Linked DNA regions of Homo sapiens: region 2 is linked to region 1. A link is a loop called in an ENCODE intact Hi-C map of the cell type or tissue named here. Cell type or tissue: ovary. All regions are shown on one strand. Each heading gives the region's core, and the rest is flanking DNA. Links, peaks and the distances in the headings are about the cores only. Region 1 has its middle 150 kb from the start of MIR4305. Region 2 has its middle 230 kb from the start of MIR4305.

Evidence for each region. Hi-C counts contacts between places; a loop is a spot of excess contacts. Peaks named below come from ENCODE experiments on the same cell type or tissue, not always from the same donor. Only the 100,000 strongest peaks of a DNase experiment are listed, where the experiment ranks them.
Region 2: a loop joins it to region 1, with 4 times the contacts of the local background. A loop is called at or near these places in 3 of 110 quality-filtered maps.

The regions. Positions count from the first base shown.
Region 1 is chr13:39,810,459-39,820,115 of GRCh38, forward strand. It overlaps the pseudogene CDKN2AIPNLP3. Among named protein-coding and RNA genes, the nearest start is that of MIR4305, 150 kb to the left of the region's middle. In ovary, for the core only: a CTCF peak has its summit at 5,057; a DNase peak (open chromatin) is centred at 7,494; H3K27ac peaks cover 3,999 bases.
Region 2 is chr13:39,889,945-39,899,601 of GRCh38, forward strand. No RefSeq gene overlaps it. Among named protein-coding and RNA genes, the nearest start is that of MIR4305, 230 kb to the left of the region's middle. RefSeq lists an enhancer at 2,928-3,222. In ovary, for the core only: no CTCF peak of the experiment used is centred there; a DNase peak (open chromatin) is centred at 4,861; H3K27ac peaks cover 2,867 bases.

The sequences.
Region 1 (9,657 bases), core at 545-8,544:
ATGCCCACATTCTTCTTACCACACCATATCCCTCTGGCCCAAGTTACAGAGCCTAACAAAGTTCTAAGGTTAGCAGTTTCTGGCTCCCAACTGGAAGCCCTCTGAGTCCTCTATCACCTGCACTTTGATTTCCTGTCTTACACAGCACGCCTCTGCTGCCCCAAGGCTACCACTGAGGAAGGGAATGTATGTCTCTTGTTCCCAGAGAAGTTGCAGACAACATCCTCTAGGGAGCACCCATGGCCTCTCCAGTCCTGGCTGGTGCCAGGAGAAGAGTGGACAGCATTTTCCTTCCACCACACTTAGGTGTGTGTCTCCCGTGCTACTCCCACCTCCCACCTCCCCCCCCAACACCAAACCCCAGTAGCAGATGACTTTGGGGCTTGTCAAGTCATTGAGTAAGAGCACTCAAAATTGGATTGGACATGCCATTTTTGTTGAAATGGAAATGCTGATTTTGTGAAATGAAGCTTGACTGGCAAAGAACGTTTTCACAATAGCTATGAAGCCTCAGGAGGCATGTATTCATATCCTTCCAATAATCTTCAAGTGCTGGACATAACCTGGTAATGTTTGTAGGGCAGAACTCATTATGCCATCGTGAGGCGCCGCTCTAAACCAGTCTGAGTCCGATGAGTCTGGTGGACTGCCAGAGAAGCCTCCTGCCCACCACCCTGCAGTGAATTTGCTTGAGTGCAGTGAGTGAAAGTGGAAAGAATTATGTCACAACAATTCAGGGGTAGAGGGAAGTGCCTGTATCCTGACTTCTGTGTTCACACTTGGGAGAGAGGCAGTTCCCCATTTCAGCAATGACACCACAAGGCTGTGTGGTGGCCTCAGCCTTTGAGTACTGCAGAGAACGTGGCCCCAGTGTGCCAGCTGAACTCATCAGGACAGAGGCAGGAAAGATGATGTGTCAGTCAGCTGCAGCTGTTATAACAGAAATACCATAGACTGGGTAGCTTAAATGGCAGATTTTGTTTCTCACCGTTCTGGACTCTGGGAAGCCCAAGATCAAGGTGCCAGCCAATTTGGTTCCTGGTGAGGGCTCTCTTCTTTGGTATGTCCTCACAAGGCAGTGAGAAAGAGAGAGAGAGAATGAGAGAGAGAGAGAGAGGAAGCAAACTAGCAAGCTCTCTTATGTCTCTTATAAGGGCACTAATCCCATCATGAGGGCTCCACTCCCATAATGTAATGTATTCCCAAAGGTCCCACCTCCAAATATATACATTTGCATATAAAAATATCACATTGGGAATTAAGGTTTCAATATATGAATTTGGGGGGGCACAAAGGTTCAGTACGCAGCAGGTGGAGTGGCATTGGAGGGCTCCTGCAGGGCCTGGCCGAGGCAGTGATGAGTGGTACTGGTGACAGCAGTGGCCCTAGAGGCACAGTGGGAAACTGCACACCAGTGGGTACCAGAGGTGGAGGTGGAGAGCTTCATGCGGTTTTAGGGAACTGACGCCTGGACATAGATGGTCCTAATGGAGGCTCAGATGGGAGAGGAAATATAACTGCGGGGAGTCACACAGGGGAGCCAAAAGGAATGTCAGTGAGAATGAGAGAACCCCAGGGATTCCCATTTATAATTAAAGGAGATGGGGAGGTTCCTACAACCACACAGGGGTTAACATAAAGCAGCAAAATCAAGATGATATTAATATTAATATGACACCACTGTGAATCTCTGAAAAACATGGTTTATAGCTGTAAGAAAGAAATGTTGACCTAATTTATCTCCACCATCATTTAACTGGGAGAAATAAGAAATTATTCCTGTTACTTGTATGAGTCTGTGTTTGTGGCAGAAAGGGTCCAGGTGACCTCCTGGGGATCTGATTCCAATCTGAGTGAGTATTTGAGTTTGAGCCATTCAGACACGTGTGAAACTTATCCTTTTGGATTTCCTGATGCTTTCCCATTGGCAAACACTAGCTCAAGTCACCAAAAATATCATACAACAATTGCACATTTCCCATCCCCTTGCTGTTTGCTTTCTGTGCCTCCTAGGACTTTGCTGAGCAGCCACGCTGCACAACTGCCTGTTCCAGCCCCACATCTGGGCATCTTGTGGAACCTCTGTTTGTCGTAGGGGTCTCTCCTCTGCTGCTTTGTGGGGAGGCTCAGCTTATATCATGTGACTCTTGAACCCTGGGCTTTTCCAACAGATTCTTGTGACAATTTTTAGCTCCAATTGTCACCATTGCTTTAAACCTGCTCATCAAGGCCTGCAGCATCCTGGGTGATGCATCTCCTTTCTTAGGGTTTCTTTGTTGTTGTTGTTTGTGCTAACTTTTCACCCAGGCTCTAATATCTGTGTAGAACCACTTGAAAAAAAGAAAATTAAATTTTGTTTTCTCAAGAGACATGCCTGCCTCTCCTGGGGCTGCCAAAACACGCTGATTGTTCTTGGGTAAAACTCCTCCACTGCACAAAGTAAGTGGGACTCAAGCTGTAAATACACCCCATTCACCACCAGATCCCATTTTAACTTTGCAAAAAGCTTGCTTAATTCAGACAGGTACATTTATTTGTGTGCCCGGTCCCATAGTAGATTCAAAGTATCAGACATGTTCCCCAATGTCAGAGACTTTGCAATCTGGCTCATCTAAGAAAACATGGGGGTTAAAAAGAACTAACAACAGTGTTAGAAAAACCGATGCTCAATACTTTCTATCTCTTACTGACAAGTCTTTAACACCTTAAATGTAGTAGTCACTGCAAAAGTCTCTCCTTTTTTGTTCTTCTGTCTCTTGGCTTTCTTACCCTGAATCTAGATCTAACATTAACATGCCACTGCATAATCTAGAGCTTATGCACTGTATGACCTTTAGCAAGTTACTTAATTTTGTCATGTCAGTTTTTCATATGTAAGATGGAAGGAATGGATGTTTTCTTATAAATTCGAAAATCAATGTGAGGAACTTAGCCTCTTTTAATTTTTTTTTTTTTTTGAGATGGAGTTTTGCTCTTGTTGCCCAGGCTGGAGTGCAATGGAGTGATCTCAGCTCACTGCAACCTCTGCCTCCCAGGTTCAAGTGATTCTCCCACCTCAGCATTCCAAGTAGCTGGGATTACAGGTGCCCGCCACCATGCCCAGCTAATTTTCATGTTTTTAGTAGAGATGGGGTTTCACCATGTTGGTCAGGCTGGTCTCAAACTCCTGACCTCAAGTGATCCACCCTCCTCGGCCTCCCAAAATGCTGGATTATAGGCGTGAGCCACCGTACCCAGTGCCTCATTCTTGATAAATAACATTTATTGACTTGGCAAACAGCCAATAAGTATTAGCTATTGTTAGTGTATTAGAAATATTGTGAATTGCCATCCTCATCATTTTATTTGTCCATAGATGAGATAATGTCAATAGTTCCCATTCCACAGTTCATGGCAGTGTGCATGGTACTTTATACAAGCTGGAGCAGCTGCTCAGATGGTAGAACTCATTGGCTTGGGTGGCTTTCTTTTTTCTTAGCTGATGATTGATTGATTCGGAATCATGAGGGAAGAGGAGGGTAAACGATTCCATGCCACAAAGTCTTGGGGACCTGACCATAGTTTTAGTAATGGAGTCAAGTGGCCACTCTTCATCACAGGTATGTTCTGTCGTCCTTTAAACATGAGGTTGTCACTGCTGGAAGAATTTCCTTTTAGCAACTGTACTATTAAATCTTAAATTATATGTGTGCGGCTCTTTGACGTTTTCATTGTACTTTTGCATATATTTGCTTATCCTGTTTTACAGGTGATGAAATTGTGGCTTAAAGAAGTAACTGCACTCTTCCCCCTTCAAAAAAATGGGGCTGAAGTAGAATGCAGATATTTTAAACTCTATATTAAAAACTATCCTCTATGACATTGTGGCCTTCTCTTTAATATCAGGTCCCATTGGACATTACTCCCTTAACAGCTATTTCTTTTCTTTTCACCTTACATATTTTCTCTTTCTTTTGGGCAGAGTTCCCTCATTTTGTATTGATGTTGATTATGGAAGACTTAGCAGTAATTTAAGAATCAATTACTTATATTATCTTTTTTTGGTTTTGGGATGACAGAAAAAAATGTATTCCTTAAAGAACAAGGCTTTAGTGTGAAAATATAATATACACTGAAAAGGGGCTTGTTCCTTTTCAGATTGACGTGAGCACATATCTGGAGTTGATTGTTCCGTTCTGACACCCCCTCAGACTAGGCATTTGGCACTCATTTCTATAATGCCCACTATTACACATATATTTTAAAGTTATTGTTGATGATAAGAATATAAATATCGACTAATAAAAATTTTCTGGAGAAATACATATGCATGTGTGTAGATGTATATTTATACCTGTGTATACATATATTCATGCATTTATTTTAAAACATACATTTGCATGCAAAAAATACAAATGACTCCAATAGAATGATATGATTCTAAACCGAAGCTTTTTTATTTTTACTGTTTTAGGCAAATGTTTACTTTTTACTGCACTTCTATGGCTGCTTTCTTTTGTGTTTCAGACTGTGACTGCCATGGTTTTCTGCTCAGCATAAAATTTCTATCTGTGTAAAATTATTCTGATTGCTACCTGCAAGGCTCTGTGATTTCAGATGGTGTGAATTCGTGATGCCATTCAGATAATGTTCAAAAATGCAAATATTCACAGTAGGAATGTCCACAAAAGTCATTTTCCCACATTATACTGAAGAAAAAAAAAGAAACAGAAGTATGATAATAGTAAATCGGTATAAGAAGCAAAACACCATGAGGGTGGCAGCTGAAAGTTAAGCTGCGTAAGATAGTGTTCTCTGAGAGTTCCTACAAATTAGGAGTATAACCTTGAATGCTTCAGAGCCTGATTTTCATGTAAAATCAAACTGACAAAGGACTTTCTGCTAGATTTTCAGATTCTACTCAGAACATTTTTAGAACATGCACCCTAATGTTTATGATTAGAGTGTCTACCTCTTGACGCTCTTTGAGCCAGGCTATTTTTAAGCATCTGCACAGATTTTTTGCTTCCTTGAGCTTCAAGACTTCTGATTTCTGCATGTGAAAGTCAAGCTTCCAGCTGTTTAAATCATAGGCAGGGGGCAGAGTTGGTCCAATTACTAGAGGAGACTGAACGATTTGGAGCTGGTGGAGTTAAAAATATAAAGAATGGATGAAGACAGGATTGATTGGGAACACTGGACTCTTGGTATCTGTCTCCATAATACTAACACCTGAGCAGATGAGTGCCCTGGAGTTGAGGTGACCCATTTAGGGATTGTGAAAGTATTTCCTAAAGAACTCAGTCTACCCTCTTTTTGTTGTTCTTCCATTAATAAAATAGAGCAGGGTTTCTCAGCTATGATACTATAGATATTTGGGGCCAAAACATTCTCTGCAGCAGGGCCTGCCCTGTGCATTGGAGGGTGTTTCACATCCCTGGCCTCTACCCACTTGACGTCAGTAGAAATGCCCTCCCACCCCCCGGAGTTGTGAAAATCAAAAATATCTCCAGACATGGCCAAATATCCACTGGTGTAGGGGTGGAGGGCAAGATCACTCTTGGCAGAGAACCACTGAAAGAAAATGTTAGATACGCTTATTCACTAAGACAAATTTTTCTAAATTACTTCTTCCAACCACTGTTTTTCCTCTTATCTTTAAAAGGGAAGTGATAAAGTTTTACAATTATATGTTCCCTAATATTTATCACACATTTTAAAACTGTTGAATTGTTTTTATATAACAATAGTGCCCACATTATAAAGATAATTCATTTAAAAGAACTGTTTGCAAATTATTGCAGTATTCTTGTGCCATTATTTTTCTCTTGACCTTCCTTCCTCTTTGACCCCCAAATTATCTAGAACCTACATAAAAAGTAAAAAGAATGGAAGTGCCTATTGCCTCTATAGGGTCAAAAATGTGATACTGCATTTTGGTGAGTTTGCTAGATATAAAAGAAAGTAGAGAAAGCAATATGAGAATTTATGATGCTAGACTAAATTCTAACTCAGAAAAAGGAGGCTGGTGATATAGTAATATTAGACATTTTAGAAGAAGGTGGCCAAGTCCTCTTTATATTTGTTTTGGAGAAGAAGGCATTATAGAACAGTCTGTTCTCATGCTGCTAATAAAGACATACCTGAGATTAGGTAATTTATAAAGGAAAGAGGTTTAATTGACTCAACAGTTCCACATGGCTGGGGAGGCCTTGCAATCATGATGGAAGGCAGATGAGGAACAAAGGCATGTCTGACATGGTAGCAGGCAAGAGAGCTTGTGCAGGGGAACTCCCATTTATAAAACCATCAGATCTCATGAGACATATTCACAACCATGAGAACAGTGTGGGGGAAACTGTCCCCATGATTCAATTATCTTCACCTGGCCTCACCTTTGACATGTGGGGATTATTACAATTCAAGGTAAGATTTGGGTGGGGACACAGCCAAACCATATCAATAACTTAGATATATACCCTGGACTTTGGACTACTTAAGCAGTCATCTACAATTTTAGAGATAGATGTAGTTATACAGCGTGGCCCCCATAAGAAATGCGGGTTTGGAGAGAGTTCCCTCTCTCCAGGTATTCAAGTACATCTACATCATCGTGAGATGACTCCCAGTGAGGAATAAGAGAGGAGGCATCCAAAGAATGAGCGTGAAATTGCGAAGAATGGGAACCCAAGAGCTCTGATTTTAAATTCCTCTTTAACAGACAACATAATCCTTAACCTTTTGTGCTGTTTATATGATTCATCGAAAACACTGTATTTAAGCTCTTGATATAATACAGATTGTGCCCAGGTTTTGGGGGATTAGATAGATGTTATTGAATCTGTTTTCAGAAATCTTCAAAAGGAGTACTCCAGCCTAAGTCATTTCAGTTTTTGCCCCCACACTTTTTTTCCCTCCACTGCTAAAAAATCCAAACAACAAATTTCATTACTTGCTATTATTACATCAACAAAAAAGCGCATTTTAAACACAAAGTTTGACATTTAAAAACTAAAATAAAAAAAGAAGAGCTTTTACAATGTTGATGAACTCATCTTAGAGTGCATGATTTATGAATACATAAATATTCATGCAGACTTTTACAGTGATAGCTACTGGAAGAATGAGAACTTAAAAAAAAAAAAAGCCAATCTAGACAGATTCCTTTTCATTCCACCTGCCTCTTTCTTTGTTGGTGGTAGCAGGAGTTTTTAAGAGAGCTGCTGGGGTTGGCATCCCATTCATCCCAGCCTCCTTTCTAAGCCCCTGTAGCTGATGAAGACAGTGTGATTGGTCTTCTGCCTTAGCTCTACTCATTCATTGAATCACTTCTGGTAGTAAACTGTGGCAGGCCTTCCACTTCAACCCCACCAGCCAGTTCCATCACTTTGTCTGAAAGGCCTTTATTGTAACTGAAGCCCAGGAGGAGATGGTGGGCACAGACCACAGAGAGGGACAGCAGCTCATTCAGGCAGCCGGTTGTGGTCAATGGGTAGATGGTGAAGGATGAACTCCAAGAAGACCTCAGGGGCTAGGCTGCTCTGCGAAGTCAGCTGCCTGTGTATTCCTGAAACAAGCACCTCCCCGGGAGCAGCCTCCTTGCCATCCACCATGGTGCCTGCGCTCGCCGCCTTCAAGGACAGGTCATTCCAGTTTTACATTGCGGTTTGGGCCCCAAAGTTAATAGTAACAGTGAATGTCCTTTGGCTGTTATCCTCCATGCATATATTTCCCTAGGGCCAGGAGAAAAACGAGTGTCTAGGTTTGGGTGTTCTTGGTCCTCTGCAGTGATCCCTTTTAAATTTCACCTATTATTTTTCCTTTCAACACTGTTGCCTTTGTCTTGTTGAATCTTTGTTGCTTAGGTAGCAGCAAAGACTTCCTAAAGCTTGTAGACAGGCCAATCACAACTGCGAAGCCTTTAGAAATGTTAGATTTTGAAGCATGTTTGAAAAGAGACAACTTTTAGTCTTCTACTTGGGCAAAATCTGCTTAAGAAAATTTCACGAGCTCAATGTGTCATTTTAAGTGAGCCTATTCATTTCATCCCATCAACATCCTCACTTTCTTCACTTAAGTCTCTCAGAAATTCTAAGTCTAGAGTACGTGTTTTATAGAATCATGTTCACAATTTATTTCTGGATAGAATCTGACTCTCGGTGATACATTTCAAAGGAGAGGTTTTAATTTCCTTGCATACTTTGGTTTTAGCAGAGAAAATTGCTTGCACCATATTCATCCCCAACAAAACAGAAAGTGGAGATATAAGGTGGTGATAGAAAATATAACCAGAAAAGATGCTTATTGTAACTTTATTTTAGTAACGTTCTTTTAAAAAGTAACTTTATGATCTGCTTTACAGAACATGAGTTATGTAAAATGCGAGTTGTATAAAAGTATGAAACGATGCTTTGAAGTTTCAGGGGTTTCTCCCTCAAATTATAAAAAAAAAAAAAAAAAAAGTACATGTGCTTTCCTTAAGGGTCTTTATTTTAAAAGCTAAAGGTTTTGAAATATGTTATCTATTTCTAACCTTCAGAATTCCAAGGTCTGTTTGTAACTGCTGTCCTATGTGGGCTGAGGATACGAAGGCTGAAAACAGAACAAAGCGTGCTTGAAAAGGCTGATTTGAGTACTACAAAGTTCATGACTCTTTTTGAGACACTCACAGTCTTGCATGCCAGGGGCCAGAAGGTGAACGCAAGAAAAGTCAACAGACTTTAATTTTTTAACCAAGTAAGTTTCTCATCAGGATGTGCTACGTCATTTTTCTAGAACAGTGTAAAGTAAACATTCAAGGCCTCTTGTGCAAAAATTATAAAGAATTTCAGGACAATAACACCAGATCATTAAACCAAGTGAGCGGCTCTTATGTGTAATGTTTTTCAAGACAGACATTTTTTCCTTCTTACCTAATTCATCTTTTGCTTCAGCCGGGTACTTTGTAACTCAGTGAATGTCTTTGGTTGTTCAGAACAGGCCAGGGAGATCGATTTCGTGGTTCATTATTTAGCAACAAGACAACATGACTTTTGAATAATACCATAAACTGGCAAGACAATTTTTAACTCAAATAGTGTTTTATTAAATGTACATATCATCAATTGTAAGAAATATCATTGCTTCATGTGCCATTAGGAAAGAAAATATGCCAATTAAATATAATGCATCATCCATCGTAAGGTGAAATGCAAATTCAGAGACGTTAAAATGTGAAAAATGTTAAAGATCTTAGAATTGATGTTGTTGTGGATTTCAATCAAGAGGTCTTACAATACTGTGAGCTAACTACCACGATCTCCTTCCCACACAATTTTATAGAGGCTATTCTGTTAATAGAAATGAGGCAGAGAGGGTTAAAGAAATGCGCTAAGATCTCATGTCCTGTTGGAAGTAGAGTGGTGGGATTTGAACTCAGGACCCCTGGCGCTGAGCCTGGTTCTTTTCTCTTACAAAGCAGCTTGTCCCTTTAGCAGGGTCTTTCACTGGGAAAGAGAAGATCCATTGTAAAGAAAGAGAAAATGAACATTCAATGAGAAAAAGGAAAATGTACACACAAATGTTAATGTTTTCTTTTACTGTTTGTCTCTCACTCAATGTATATGTATATATACACACAGATATATATGTGTGTATGTATCTAAGTATATGTACATTGAGAGCATGTATGTGTATTTT
Region 2 (9,657 bases), core at 583-8,582, 80 kb after region 1:
GAGAGGTCTGACTGCCAGGCTGGCCGGGGAAGATGTGCATTGGTACATTCGAGGCATCAGAAGATAGAACACTTGTGACCTTACATCCTTTAGGTAAAGACACTTCCCCTACACTTTCCAATAATAAACCAACTTTCACGTTGTGTAATGTAGATTTGCAGGTGACTCTGTAAACAGTCATTTTTCCATTGCAAATTTAGGATACTTTACCAGCAATTTGCTTATTTTCAATAAATGGTAAAATAAAAGTAAGGGACACTCAACTGGAGTGAAACATGAGATGCATAACTTGAAATCTTTTGCTACTTACTACCAAATGTTTGTCCCCCTTCTCCACTAGATTGCATGCATACACACTGATATTAGAAAAAAAAAGTCTTATATTTTGGGACCACAGTGTTTTTTTGTTGTTGTTGCTCTGTTTTGTTTTGTTTGAGATGGAGTTTCACTCTTGTTGCCCAGGCTGGAGTGCAATGGCACGATCTTGGCTCACTGCAACCTCTGCCTCCCAGGTTCAAGCGATTCTCCTGCCTCATCCTCCCGAGTAGCTGGGATTACAGGCATGCGCCACCACACCCGGCTAATTTTTTGTATATTTAGTAGAGACGGGGTTTCTCCATGTTGGTCAGGCTGGTCTCAAACTCCCGACCTCAGGTGATCCACCAGCCTCAGCCTCCCAAAGTGCTGGGATTACAGGTGGGAGCCACCTTGCCTGGCCAGGACTACAGTGTTTTTGATGATAACAGCACACTGAGCCCTGGGGTGGAATGTCTTAGCAGATAACGGTGAACAAGATGAGTTCACTATGCCCATAAATGTCTTTGCAGAAGGGCCCACATGATGCAATGTAGGGCCAACAGTGAGGTTATATGAATCTCCTAGCCACTCTCTCCAAACCTGCAGACCGAATAAATATTGCTCCAAGTTGCCTGGAACTGGGAACTTGCCTAGGGACAGAACTGCAGCCTGGTCTTAGAGCAAATAATGCTCAAAGCCAGAAGTCACTTTACAGGTCGCAGAGGCCAACTTCCTTGATGTACATTCTAAGGCTCGAATGTTCAATGTTTAGTACTCTGGAGTGGGAGAGCAAGGACAAGAACGGAAACAGAATTCTGACACCCAGCTATCCCACTGTCTTTCATGGAAGCCGTAGTTCCTGCAAAAGATATCTTAAGATGTATCAATATTAAATTTATAGAAGTTGATAACTGTATTCTGGTAATGTATAAAAATGCCCCTATTCTTAGGAAATAAACCCTGAAATATTTAAGGGTAAAAGACCATGACATATGTAACTTACTTCAAATGGCTCAGAAAAGAAATTTGATGATAAATCATAGATAGATAGATAGATAGATAGATAGATAGATAGATAGATAGATGGAATAGCAAATGATAAAGCAGATGGGTAAAATGTCAGGTAAATCTGGGTAGAGGATTTCAATTGTGTTTATACATTTTATTTTTAAGCAAGCTGTCTGTAAGTTTCAAATTATTTCCAAATAAACAGTTTTTAAAATTTGCCACACAGACAAAAGCTATTTTAGGATGATAAAAGAGGCAAACTCCTCAGGCCTCTGCCTTGAGTTGGCCGTGTTTAGGATGGAAAGACTTCTAGCACCCTACTAGAGGCTGTAGAATTTGGAAAGCAAAGACTTCTCAGCTCATCTGGTGAGATGGATTTACTGGGTAATTTAAAAAAATTATATGGGTGTGTTCATTTCTCTTGTTCATTCATCTTAGTGGCCAGGTATACTTCCTGCAGTTTAAAGTTGAATGAGTCAGCTATAATTTGGGGTAAAATTATCGGTTTATCACAGTGTGCAAAGGTGCCCAATGAATACTGAGTTTAAGGAAACAGACATGTATCTTTAGGACAGTGACAGAACAAATTGAACATTTGCAAGTACTCAACATTTTGTGAAACATTTTCATACGTATTTTGTCATTTGATTTTACCCCAAGATTTGAAGTGCAGGAATTCATCCCATTGTGCAGTTGAGGAAACTGAGGCTCAGAAAGGCTAGTTCTTAATTACAGAGCTGTAAGTAGTGGGGCTGAGACTTGAGTCTTACTATTAGAAATTCTGTGCTCTTGTCACTAGGCTATGCTACCCTGTCTGCAGCTAGAGCAGTACACCCTCCAGCAGACATTTACTATGTGCATTCTAAGTGTCAGATATTGTACATGGCTCTGAAATCTGTGTTCCTGCTGCTCCTATGTGCTTAGTAAAATGGTGCTAATAAACTGCAAAACACTTTACTTTTTGGCCATTTAAAAAATTTCATTAGAGAAATACATACAAATGCCTGTTTTGTTTTGCTATTTTTGCCTTCATTTTCGTGTGCATGTAGAGACCCATTTTAGCTTTTATCATAAATGTGGTACCAATATACCTCACAAAGATAATCATAACACCTCCTGGGAGGTACTTGGGAGTTTACCTAATCCAAATTTTTCATCTTTAGAGATAAGAAAATTAACACCAAAAGCTTCAAGAAAATTGTCTAAAGGCACACAGCTAGTTAGACGCTGAGCCAGGACTGGAAATCAAATGTCTGATTACAGGTTTAGTTTATTCCTCCTGGAAAAGAAATAGTTTTTAGCAAAGTGTAGTTGGTTTTATATTAATACTTTTTTTTCCTTGACATCTTTTAAAAAGGGATAGGCTAAAAAGGGATGCTTTTATGTTGAATATACGTGTGTGTGTGTGTTTGTCTGTGTGTCTGTGCGTATGTGTGTGTATTCCTGATGTAAACATACAAGAAGATTAACAATTAAGCATATTCATCCAGAAGAAGAGGGAAGAACTCAGATCAGCTCTGTTCTGTGTTATATTTGTCTCTCCTAATCAAAACCATATGAGAAGCTAGAAAAGAACCCAGAGCCCAGTATGACTGCCAAAGATGAAGAAGAGACAACAGAGAAAGAAAAATGAGGGAAGAGTGAAGCAGAGACCCCATATTATTTCCAACATTTTAGCACACGCTCGCACTTCCATTCTTTATCAGATAAGAATGTTTTGCACACATTGGGCCAATTTACGCTGCACAGGAAAGCCTGTAGCTGTGCTCTCGGCCCACCACTTCCTGTGGGAGTCAGCAAAACAGGCTCAGCCCTTCCATTCCTTTGACCAAAATGCTTCCAAGTCCTAGCTAGGAAGGGCCCCATTGCTTATCTGGCCATTTGATGGAAGGAGTCCACAGTCAACTCTTGGCAGTCATTAGGAAAATAGTGTCCATTTCTCAGGTATCTTTTCCCACTCTGTGTGTGTGTGCGTGTGTGTGTGTGTGTGAATAAGAAAGCTTAACCTTTTTTGGGCTCACTGCACTCCAGTGCCTCACTATTCATGCAAGTTAATTCTTTACAGTTGTAATGATCTCTTCCCTTGTCCCACGACAATGTAGGTCTTCAGGTGCAGGGAAAGGTCTTCTACCCACCGGAACCAACTTTCACCCCACCTCTTCACTGCTACCAGAGTCCCTCTTCAGAGGGGCTCTACTTCGCATTCTGGGATGCAGAGACTCACAGTGTTTCTTTCCAATACATCATCCTAGGAGAGGAAAAAATCATTGGGAGGCTGCCCATTGAGATCCACTCTTTGGAGTCTCATTCCGAAACCAGCTTCTCCTGAGGCCAAGTGGCAAAGACAGATAAATAATATGGTGTCATTTAATTTACTCTAAAATAGTATTTAAAAAGGTTTAGTTTATGATCATCTCCAGATGTTTTCGCAGGAGTCCTTACTTCTCCTGCATCCCTCTCACACTGGTCATCCCTATTCTACTGGTTCTATATCTCATAGTTTGTTTCCTAGGTGCCACCGTCACCAAACAACTGCTAAGGATTTCTGTCACCCGTCTTCCTCTTGGTGTCTCTGCGGGTCTGAGATGGGAATGGGGAGAAGGAGCAGCTGGCTCCCCTGATTTAAAATCCCTGTCCCTGGAGCTGCCATTCTGCTGGGGCTTTTCTTGAAGGATTTTCTCTGAGGGCTCTTGTCCCTCACCCCAACCCAAATAGACTCTTGTGAAAAACAGAGCTCTAGTTGGAAGGCTCTTTTGGCAGACTGAGTGCCCTCAGAGTCTTTTGGTCTCCTTGCAATAAGGGAGCTCTCCCCAGAGCTGATTCTAGGCCAATTCTAAGAGTACAGGAAGAAAAATGGAAATTTTTCATTCAGGGATTGAGCCCCAGGAGGTGAAAGAGTGCTCCTGTCATCTGCATAGTTAGTATAGGAGAAGAAAAGCACCATTTTCTCACCAAAGCTAGGTTTGTGGCTGAGGCCTCTATAACAAAAGGCTGATAACGAGAGAAAAGCATACAAATGTATTTAGTATAAGTTTTATGTGGCACGAAAGCCTTCATAAGGAAATAGAGACACAAAGAAATAGTAAACTTGTGTATTTTTATGCTAAGTTTGATGAAGAGTAGACAGTTGTGGAAGAATATGCTTGGATCTAATAACTGGGGGGAACTTAGCAAGACTCGTTTGTTTAGATTCTTCTCTGTGACCCTGTATCTTCAGAGATAAGGCTATGCCTTTTCTCTGGGTATAGGGAGGGCACCTCATGAATGAGGGTCTCATGCCCTGCATCCGGGGAAGGTCAGAAAATGCTTTTTAGGTTTTATGACCTGCTGCAGGTGAGAAAGGTGGGGGGAAGATCAGAGTGACCTTCCTGCTTCTGCAGTTTTCTAAAATTCTTTCAGCTTAAAATATTCTGGGGTAGTGTGTCCTGAACCCCATCAACAGTGGGAAACACAGGACCAAAAAGACTCAGATCTGAAATTCAACCCACTGTTCTTTCCAGCATCCCAGTTCTGGCAGCACCGAGCGGCAGGGAACACAAATGGGAGAGCTGGGCTGGGCGAGCTTCCTGTTCGGAGGACTTGGTCCTTTGGTTTTTGATTATATTTCTTACTGAGTAGAAAGAATTATTTATTTTCATTAGGAAATCTGGAGGAGTAAAAGGCCTAGAAAGCATCGGTGGGGATTGTATAATTTATAACAAACTCCATGGGGGGCAGGGCACAGGAAAAGAGAATGACTGATGCGATCAAAAATTCCAGAAATGAAAGCAACCTAAAGATCTTCATAAATATCAGAAATCAAAGATCCTAAAGATATTCTTGCCCAGTATTTTCAACATTTTAAAACTGATTTTCTCACACAACACTTTTTCAATGAAGCTTCTATGCATCTCTACAACCCGAGATAATTTTCAGTAATTTCACTTCTTATAGTTTGGGACATAAAAATATGCACCCTTATAGATTCTTCTGTGTCCCTAGAGGTACAAGGTACTTTTCTTCTCCACATCCGTGGAAATCTCTGTAGCACAATCCCTGTAGCAGATGAAGAAAAATGCCTACAGATGGCCTGCCTCAAATCCTATAGCTGGTTAGCTGGCTGCCCAAGATAAGAACACATGTTTCCTGTCTTCCAGTCAAGAGCTTTATCGTCTATAATATTCTGTGTCCCTACAGTTCAAGTGTATCAAGAATGTGAGATGTACTTAAGAGTTTTCAATTCTTCAAATTCTTTAGAGTGCTCAAAATATTTCCTTGGAAAGAATTATTCGAAGCATCTTCTGGAAAACAAGCACATAGTATATCCATCATCCAAATGGTTCATTAGTCAGAGAGAGAAGCATTGATATTAGAAGCAGAGGATAGAGCCTCAGCCAAAACTTCAATCTGCCTCTGAACACAGGAGAGGGAAGTCAATGAGGATGAGAGTCACAGAAAAGAAGACACAGTGGCCATTTGAATTTGGCATGATAAAAACTGATGAACATATAGCCCAAAGCAGTATAAGGCACGATTCCTAGGTTTAAAATTTTAAGAATAAAATAACCCAGACAAGTGAAATGATAATTATTAAATGCTTATAAGTACCCCCAGGAATCTTCAGAAATTTAAACCACACTCTATAATTAATACATATGGGATTTTTTTTCTTTTAAGACAAGAAAAGTACAATTGTACTGAGAACACACAAAGGAAAATAGGAGAGTTCACCTTGAAAGATATAAAATGCATGTCCCTCTGAGAGTGAGAAAGAAGGTGGGCTCTGACCAGAGGAATCCTGAGAACTACAAGTGACAAGAAAGGACAGCAGTCCCTGGAAGGAATGTGAAGGTGTAAGGATTAGAGGGACTTCCAAGGCTTTTGTAAAAGGAATAGAGAGAAAAGAAACAGGAGGTCCATTAGTAAGAAGAAAGATGGATTTAATGATGAAAATAACATTATTGAGATAATTAACCGCATCAATAAATTTCTCTATTAAAAAGAAGAAAGAAAATATATCCCCAGAATCCCCTGGAATCTTTTCTTTTTGGGGGGGTTGGAGGGAGCAGAATCTGAACCTTTTTACAATTGGACACAAGTAAACAAGCAAATTTTACAATAAAATGAGTTCCAAAGCAAGCAAAATTTATCTATGGTATTAGAAGTTGAGGGAAGGTTAGCTTGGGGAGGAAGGACCGGGACTTCTGGGACACTGGCAATGTTGTTTCCACACCCTTGTGGGGTTATGAGAGGGGTGGTACTTGATGAAGATACGTTGGGCTGGATACTGTGACCCATATGCTTTCTTAGATGTGCTACACATTAGTAAAAAGTAAAAATCAAAACAAAATACAATGAAAGTTTAAAAAATGGTAAATATGGAAACTATCATGATATATAAACCAGAATCAAACGTGGGGTATTAAGAATAAGTAATAATATGGTGAGTGGCTCACATATGTAATCCCAGTGCTCTGGGGGGCTGAGGTGGGAGGATCACTTGAGCCCAGAAGTTTGAGGCTGCAGTGAGCTATGATTGTGCCACTGCACTCCAGCCTGGGTGACAGAGCAACACTCTGTTTTTCTCTCTCTAAAAAGAATAGAATAATGGAATTATAAAGCAGCACAAAGATATTTTAAAAATTGCTAGATTAAAAAAAATTGCTAGAAAGCTGAAGATCAAAAACAAAGCAATAAATCAGGGTACAACCATATCCTACCTTGTCAATTAATATATTCTTGTACAAATTATATATATATATTTTTCCAGTGGATATTTCTCATGGATAGGAATTTATATCCTAATTGAAAGTAAATCATCATATTATAATTTTTCTTTTTTACAACCCAAGTTTTCAAAGATATAATTTGTTTAAATTGAAATGTTTCCAAATATGTAGAAAGGAATAAAATAATATAGCCATATGTGACTTATAAGAAAAGACTATTCAATCAGCCAAAAATAATTTGATTGCTAATTGTGTGGCCAATTCAATACTATTTATCATTGAGCATATAAAAGAAGCAAAGGGTTTTTTTTTCTATTAAGAACAACTAATCTAACTGAGAAGGGAAGACTAACAAATATAAATAGCACACGAAACTACGTTGTTCAATTTTATGTCTATATAAGTGACAGTAGGAGTGAAATAGTATGACCTTATGGTGTCTTAGAGTATGATTTTGATTCTCTCTTCCCCTAAACATATTTTGAAATGTTGAAAAATTATTGTATTGACTGAAATTTGTATAGATTATAAACCAAGGGTCCTCTATTTTATAGAAATCATTGGATGGAGATCAAAATTAGATGTCACCTTCTTAAACAGATTCATTAAATTTTCAAAGAAGTAATGTACAACCATTAAATTTGCATTTGGCTCAAAAACACAACATTTTGTGAAAACCCTAGAAAGTTTAAAAACGGGAGAGGGGAGGAAATAGGGGGAATCTCTCAAGTTGAACGTCAGTATCACTGGGAGTCAATTACAAACACCATGAGTGGGAGGGAATTGGTCAGGACCAAGTGCCAAAAGCAATGTTGGGGTTAGAGTGTAAAGCAAATTACGTTAGAGATGGGAACATGACTTAGCAAGCAATGGTAAAAAAAATAACCAGAATCTGTGTCTCTGTCTAGCCAGTAACAAAACCTCCCACACTGAACGTGAAAAGAAATAGTGCAGAAGGATGAGCAATAGGTCATCTAAACATCCACATTTCAGCCTTGTTTCTAACCCACATTGGTGAGTGAATTAGAGGTTTTCCCTCAGTCCAGTTGACTTCCGGCTGACTGTGTTAGGTTGAATAATGGCCCCACAAAAATATCTACATTGTAGGCCTCAAAACCTGTGCATACGATCCTATAAGGCAAAAGAGACTTTGCAGATGTAATTAAGTTAAGGCTTTTGAGATGGAAAGGTTCAGGGGGCCCAGTGTAATCACAGTGGTCCTTGTAAGAGTGGGGCAAGAAGGTCAAAGGAGGAAGTAGGAGATGTGGCAATCACAGAACTTAGAGTGATCTGGGGAACAGATCAGGGACCAGGGAAAGTACACTGCCTCCAGAAGCTAGAAAAGGTAAAGGAATAGACTCTCTCCTAGATCCTCCAGAAGGAACCAGCTCTGAGAACAACTTGACTTCAGCCCAGTGAATCTGATTTTAGGCTTCTGACCTTCTGAACTGAGAGGGAATACCTCTGTGTTGTTTTAAGCTGCTAAGTTTGTGGTAATTTGTTACAGCAGCATTAGGAAACTAATACATTGAGTAAGATGATCAATTGAATTAGGCTTAGTTTTCCCTAGGATATTTCTCATGCGGGGTATTTAATTAGTACAATGCTTTGGCAGAGTGACAGGTAGTTAGTTCACAGCTAAGCAATGGCTTCTTTCAGAGGATTTCTTAGGTAATTTTTCTTAAATTTTTTCTGCTTAATTTGTGGCTTTAGAGTCTCTACACTTGGAGTTTAATTAAATCCAGGATGGAGCCTTTGGTATTATCAGCTTCTTGGATTGTTACAAAAACCCATTCACTGGTTAGGTTTCCTGAAATTCTTGTCTATCAGTATTCATGGCCTGACTCCAGAATGCATGGGGACTGATACTCAAACTCCAGGAAAAAAAGAAATTGATCACATGGCTTAAGAAAATTCCTACATTTGGAAAATTGTAGATTAAAATATCAACACTTAAGGATCTTAGGGTATTTCCATGGGGATCCTTTGACTCAAATGTCTTTTTTGGTATGTGATTTGTTCCCCTCCTCACCGCAGCAACAAAAATGTTAAAAGAATACTTAAAAAAAAAAGAGTTTATCTATTAACATGTTTTCCCCCTCTTGAGGACAGAAACCATGAATTATTTTGGTTCCACAGACAGTAATTGACTGCCTACTTGATAGTAGGTGACTGAGACTTATTTTTCAAGGAAGGAAAGGAAAGAAGGACAAAGAGTGATGGGAAGAAGAAAGCTCTTTTTTATATCTCCTTTGACACTGAGTGAATGGGGGAGCTGGGATGAATTTCATCAGTCAATATCTACAAGATTTTAAAATTCACTTATACAAAGTGTTGTGTTTACCTGCCTAGAAGCTTACTTCTGAGCCTAGATTGAAGGATAAAAATTAATGCTTTGGGTATTGAGAAATGGTGACAGAAAATGGCAGTGTTGTTGAAGAAAGTTTCAAATAATATTTGAAATACATATTTTAGCTATCTTAAATCTAAATAACTGGTTCCATGTTTTTGTGACTTTCTTTATAAAACTCGACTAACTATAGGCAGAGCCTTAGGGAAGAGTCCCATACATTGCCTAGTTATGAAAATATTGGTGTAAGAAGACACTTTCCAATGCTTCTGGAAACTTCAGTAGAATGAAAAG